Regions from separate parts of the Homo sapiens genome. Here region 2 is linked to region 1. Evidence: chromatin contacts called from ENCODE Hi-C or POLR2A ChIA-PET data. All regions are on one chromosome and are shown on one strand. The core of a region is the stretch at or near the end of the contact, and the rest is flanking DNA. Distances in the headings are between cores, read along the strand shown.

What was found. A loop is a pair of places that touch in the nucleus more often than their neighbours do. ChIA-PET counts read pairs that join two places held with the same protein, here RNA polymerase II (POLR2A). Pooled maps may share reads with other maps.
Region 2: a pooled map shows a loop between it and region 1 (3-fold over the local background). The contact joins two enhancer-like sites. A Hi-C loop is called at or near these places in 2 of 50 pooled maps. POLR2A ChIA-PET finds 5 or more read pairs at or near these places in 2 of 52 experiments (T-cell and activated T-cell).

What each region holds. Positions count from the first base shown.
Region 1 is chr17:64,055,343-64,058,029 of GRCh38, forward strand. ERN1 (endoplasmic reticulum to nucleus signaling 1) reads right to left here. Exons shown (of 22, transcript NM_001433.5): 12 at 2,460-2,651; 13 at 333-606. Among named protein-coding and RNA genes, the nearest start is that of ICAM2, 36 kb to the left of the region's middle. RefSeq lists enhancers at 1-658, 659-1,402, 1,191-1,310 and a silencer at 1,621-1,670. Within about 2 kb of position 1,374, at least 8 of the 41 ENCODE cell types and tissues checked have a DNase peak (open chromatin) inside an H3K27ac peak, as active enhancers do.
Region 2 is chr17:64,403,484-64,406,170 of GRCh38, forward strand. No RefSeq gene overlaps it. Among named protein-coding and RNA genes, the nearest start is that of PECAM1, 14 kb to the left of the region's middle. RefSeq lists enhancers at 1,185-1,294, 1,405-1,484. Within about 2 kb of position 1,313, at least 6 of the 41 ENCODE cell types and tissues checked have a DNase peak (open chromatin) inside an H3K27ac peak, as active enhancers do.

The sequences.
Region 1 (2,687 bases), core at 124-2,623:
GACCAACTGTGACACTTCCACACTTGGCCACCGGCTGGCCCTGGGAACTCTCTTCAGCCCAATGGGCAGCTCACCTCTGGTCAGCCGCGACGCCCAGCCCTTGTGGAGAAAGACAGGAGGATGGCCAGGGTGGTTCCCAGAAGGCCCTCTGAAGGGGAGATGCCAAGGGATGGGGCAGAAGCCTTCCCACAGAGACCCCCAGAGTGGAAGTTAGAGGAGAACACAGTGAACCCCTGAGAATGGTAGTTTACAATCTTATGGAGACTCCTTGGACTTCTCAGGAGGTGCTCGAATAAAACATAAAATAGCACCAAGATGGCAACTGGCTTTACCTCCATCGTCTTGTTCCAGGGAGGGGCTGCTGCCAGCCTTGGAGGCAGAGCTGCCGGAGCAGAGCGAGTGGTTGGAGGCCCTGGGGGACGTGCTGGGGCTGCTGGTGCCCGAGCTCTCTGAGTACGGGCCAGACGTGTCCAGGAGCTCGCCGTCCTGAGCCGTGTCTCCAGGTGGGTGGAAGGGCAGCTGCTGCTGCTGCTGCTGCAGGAGCTGGATCTTCTCCAGTTCCTTCTGGAACTGCTGGTGCTGGAGCTGCTGCTGCTGATGCATGCTCTGGGAAGAGAAACCCACATCCAGACAAGGGCAGCTGTTCCCACAGGGAAACAAGCAGCTGGGAAGGGACAGGTCCCAGTGGCGGAGGGAGCATGTGTACTTTATGTGACCCAACAGGGCACAAAGAGACCAGTGAGAAGGCACCTGGAAGCAGAATTGCTTCGATGACTGGACGTCTTTCCACCGACTAGTTAGATCCTTGCTCATACAGCCCACTCCCCAACCCTAGGAGGGGCTGGATGGCCACCAGGGGAGGGACTGTGCCCTAGGTTGAGGGCTGTGCCAGTTTCATTCAGTTCTAAAATTCTGTGATTTTCATGAAAGTCTGAGAGTTGTTGCAAAGGTGAAACCAAACAGGAAGCACAGGTAGCATGGCTGAGCCAGTGGTGGGTGAGAGCAAGCCCCAGGTTCGCCACCCACCGTGTCTGTGTGTTGGCTAGAGGCTAGCGCACAGACACTCAGTAATCCAGAGGGGCAGGTGAGGAAGCTCTAGTATTCTAGGTATGCAGAGTACATCTGCATACACATAGCCAGGAGGTGGCAGTGGGGCTGACACATGGTGAGCCTGGCTGAGGTCCTGCTTCCGCCTTTCATCCCACTGCCTTCCCCGAGGCCACATGCCTCTCAAATACTCTGAAGGATTCATTCTGTCATTATCTGAAGTAGCAGCGATCTGTGATCATCCCTACCCATGTGCAGGAGGTGGACTGAAGGGACTTCTGTGAGCCACCAACCCACCAGGGAGTCGTCTCTTCTTCTCTCCACCATGGGGTGGAGTCCTAGAAATGCCGTCTACTAGCTGGGTACCCGTGGGGAAAGTTACTTAGCTTCTCAGGGTCTACTTCCTTCTTTTGTGGACAAGGGATCAATAATAATGACCTCATAGGACTGAGTGAGGTGAAAAGTGAAACTATCAGGTGCAGACGTGCCAGTGGGGAGTGCCATAAAGAGTCTGTCATTCCCATTCCTGGGCGGGTCATTAGCTTCCTGAGCTCTCAGGTAACAGCATCTCGATGCTCTGAGCAACCTGCTGAAGGACCATGCCCCTCACATATTTCATCCCACCCATGGCCTGTTCTGCTACAGAACTTGCTCATTTCCAACTAGGAAGTAAAGGGATGGCCACACTGCCTTTTTCACACAAGCTGATCTCACAGGCAGCTTCTTTTTTCTTTTTTTGGTTCTTCTCCCCAGCAGAAGTTCTAATGGCAGTTTTTAAGGGAGGAAAGGTCTTCATCTATTATCCTTATTCTTTAAAAATACAGATAACTATTCAAAATCATCTTTGAGCAAGGCTTATAAATCAGCTCTTAGCTGAAAAACACTAAGATTTAGGAACAAAATTGTCCTTTTCTGGGAGGCTAGTGTCTCTTTAATTATGTTTTTGAAGATAAACAAACACTGACTTTTTTTTTCTTTTTTTTTGAGATGGAGTCTTGCTCTGTCGCCTTGCTCTGTCGCCCAGGCTGGAGTGCAGTGGTGTGATCTCAGCTCACTATAAGCTCCGCCTCACGGGTTCACGCCATTCTCCTGCCTCAGCCTCCAGAGTGGCTGGGACTACAGGCCCCTGCCACCATGCCCGGCTAATTTTTTGTATTTTTAGTAGAGACAGGGTTTCACTGTGTTAGCCAGGATGGTCTTGATCTCCTGACCTTGTGATCCACCCGCCTCGGCCTCCCAAAGTGCTGGGATTACAGGCGTGAGCCACTGTGCCCGCCCGGCCAACAAACACTGACTTTTAAATGGGGAAAGAAATGTGCTGGTTGTTTTTGTCTGGATCTCACTGACATGAGGCGACAGGCAGAGAAGCCCCAGAAATAGGTGGATGGCAAAGGGGAATTGTTGAGCTTTACCAGGGGATAGGTGATGATGAAGGCCACCCAGCCAATCAGCAGGAAGGTGCTCAGGATGATGGTAGCCATGTCCTTAAGCATGGAGTCCACGGGGGCCTCGGGCCGGGCAGGGGCATGGGCGGGCTTCTCCTCCACATCCCGAGACACGGTGGTAGGTGCGTTTTCTGAAGTCTGGTCAACCAGGTTGATAACCTTGCATGGGAGAGAGTTGCGACATCACTGCAAAAT
Region 2 (2,687 bases), core at 63-2,562, 350 kb after region 1:
GTTGCCCAGGCTGGAGTGCAATGGCACAATTTCAGCTCATTGAAACCTCCGCCTCCCGGGTTCAAGCGATTCTCCTGCCTCAGCCAGCTGAGTAACTGGGATTACAGGCATGAGCCACCATGCCTGGCTAATTTTGTGTTTTTAGTAGAGATGGGGTTTCTCTGTGTTGGTCAAGCTGATCTTGAACTCCCAACCTCAGGTGATCCACCTGCCTCAGCCTCCCAAAGTGCTGGGATTACAGGCGTGAGCCACCGCGCCCGGCCCATTTTTGTTGTTTCTAAGGCACCCAGTCCAAACAAACTAAGACACCATATAGGGCAACATTCACAGGTTCCAGGGGTCAGGGCCTGATATCCTTGGGGGTCATCAGCAGCCTACCACAGGGGTATCATGACCCATATTACAGATGGGGAGCTGAGGGCCAGGAGGTGAAACATCAACCAAGTTCCCAGCACCACATCTGCCTGCCTGTGTCTGCCTGGCTTGCTACAAGGCTTCTGTGACTGACCTTTTACAGCACCTTTCTGGGCAGAAGGCTCAGACCCAGTCCCTGACCTGACACACATGAGTCATGAGACCAGAGCCAGCTTCATAGATGTGTGACCCGTGCCGTCACAGGGGCCCTGTGCTCAGAAGCTGCCATGCTTGGTTTGATGCCTTGCTGTCGCCACCTTGAAATTCCTGATAATTTTGAATTTTCATTTGCACTAGACCCACAAATTATGTAACTGGTCCTACATGTGACACTGAGCAAGAAAAGGGAGAGTTGAGATGAGGTGGGTAGAAGCTGCCCTGCCCACGGCCTCACCTCAGACCTGAAAAGTACCTGACACCCCGATCCTGCACAGCCTAAATAATTGCATTGTTTTATATGAAAGAAGAACTAGACTTTTTTCCACTTTCGGTGGAAATTATAGGGAGGTATATTTCAGCCAGAACTGTGCAACACAGCAGGTAAGGAAAGTTTTGCAAATGTTTTAAAAGGCCAGATGAGACTGGGCATGGTGGCTCATGTCTGTAATCCCAGCACTTTGGGAGGCCACAGCAGGCGGATCACCTGAGGCCAGGGGTTTGAGACTAGCCTGGGCAACATGGCGAAACCCTGTCTCTATTAAAAAAATACAAAAAGGTCAGGCGCAGTGGCTCATGCCTGTAATCCCAGCACTTTGGGAGGCTGAAGCAGGTGGATCACTTGAGGTCAGGAGTTTGAGACCAACTTGGCCAACATGGTGAAACCCCGTCTATACTAAAAATACAAAAATTAGCCAGGCGTGGTGGCATGCGCCTGTAGTTTCAGCTACTCAGAGGGCTGAGGCAAGAGAATCGAGTAAACCTGGGAGGCGGAAGTTGCAGCGAGCCGAGATTGCACCACCACACTCCAGCCTGGGCCACAGAGCGAGACTCTGTCAAAAAAAGAAAAAAGAAAAAGCCAGCTGAGAGAGAGGGAGGTGATTCCTAAAGCTGCGGAGTCTCCTCTGGGCCCACCTGAGGCAAACCCAGCCTCCACCAAGAGGCAAGTTTTGTGTCAGTTCCCAAGAACTCCAGAAGCCATGTGGGCCACTCCTTCTTCTTTTAGGGGGAGAATGTAGCTGTCAAATATCTCTTCATCTTATTAATAAAGCTAACAAGGAGCCAAGTATTTGTCAAAACCAATGCCAGGGGTCAGAGCAGTGTCCCGCTGATTGCCACAGCTGAAGACAAAGGAAAAGGAAGGAAGACTGTCATCGTCAATGTGGTTGCCATTGCAAAGGTGGCTAGGTGGCCTCTGTCACTGTGGGCTGGGAATCATAGCTCTAGTCTGATGCTAAAAAGGACCATGCAACTGTTCATGGAGCGCACAAATGACTGCCCAGACAACATAAAAAAACAGCATCTGGCCGGGCACGGTGGCTCACACCTGTAATCCCAACACTTTGGGAGGCTGAGGTGGCCGGATCACTTGAGATCAGGAGTTCGAGACCAGCCTGACCAACATGGTGAAACCCCATGTCTACTAAAAATACAAAAATTAGCCGTGCGTGGTGGCACAAGCCTGTAGTCGCAGCTATTCAAGAGGCTGAATCACTTGAACCCAGGAGGCGGAGGTTGCAGTGAGCCAAGATTGCACCACTGCACTCCAGCCTGGGTGACGGAGGGAGACTCCGTCTCAAAAAAAAAAAGGTGTCTGTGTTCCCACTGTGGAAACCTAAGCAGATTGGCTGGACAAACTTTAGAATGACAGGGACCCCAAAAACAGAAAGAAAAGCAAAATGCAGCCTAGTCTATCCCCAGGGGCGGTGGGGTCGTCTGGGGACAACAGAAGGATGAAGGCCCAGGATGAGGCAGAAAGGAGCTGATCTGGGGGTGAGGGAAACAGGGAGAGACTGACTGGTTGACTTTGGGAGGGGTGTCAGGGACGCTGGGGCCACTACCATGACTCTGAGGGAGACACAAGTTTTTCATGGGTTTTTCTCTGTGCAGAGTGGTGTAAGTCTGCTCTCACATCTCCCTTCCAGCAACCTTCAAGCAACCTCTAGTAGAGATTTGAAGTGGGATTTCTTTCTTTTCTTTTTTCTTTTTTTTTTTTTTTTTGAGATAGGGTCTGGATCTGTCACCCAGGTTGGAGTGCAGTGGCACAATCTTGGCTCACTGCAACCTCCACCTCCTGGGTTTAGGCGATTCTCGTGCCTCAGCCTCCCGAGTAGCTG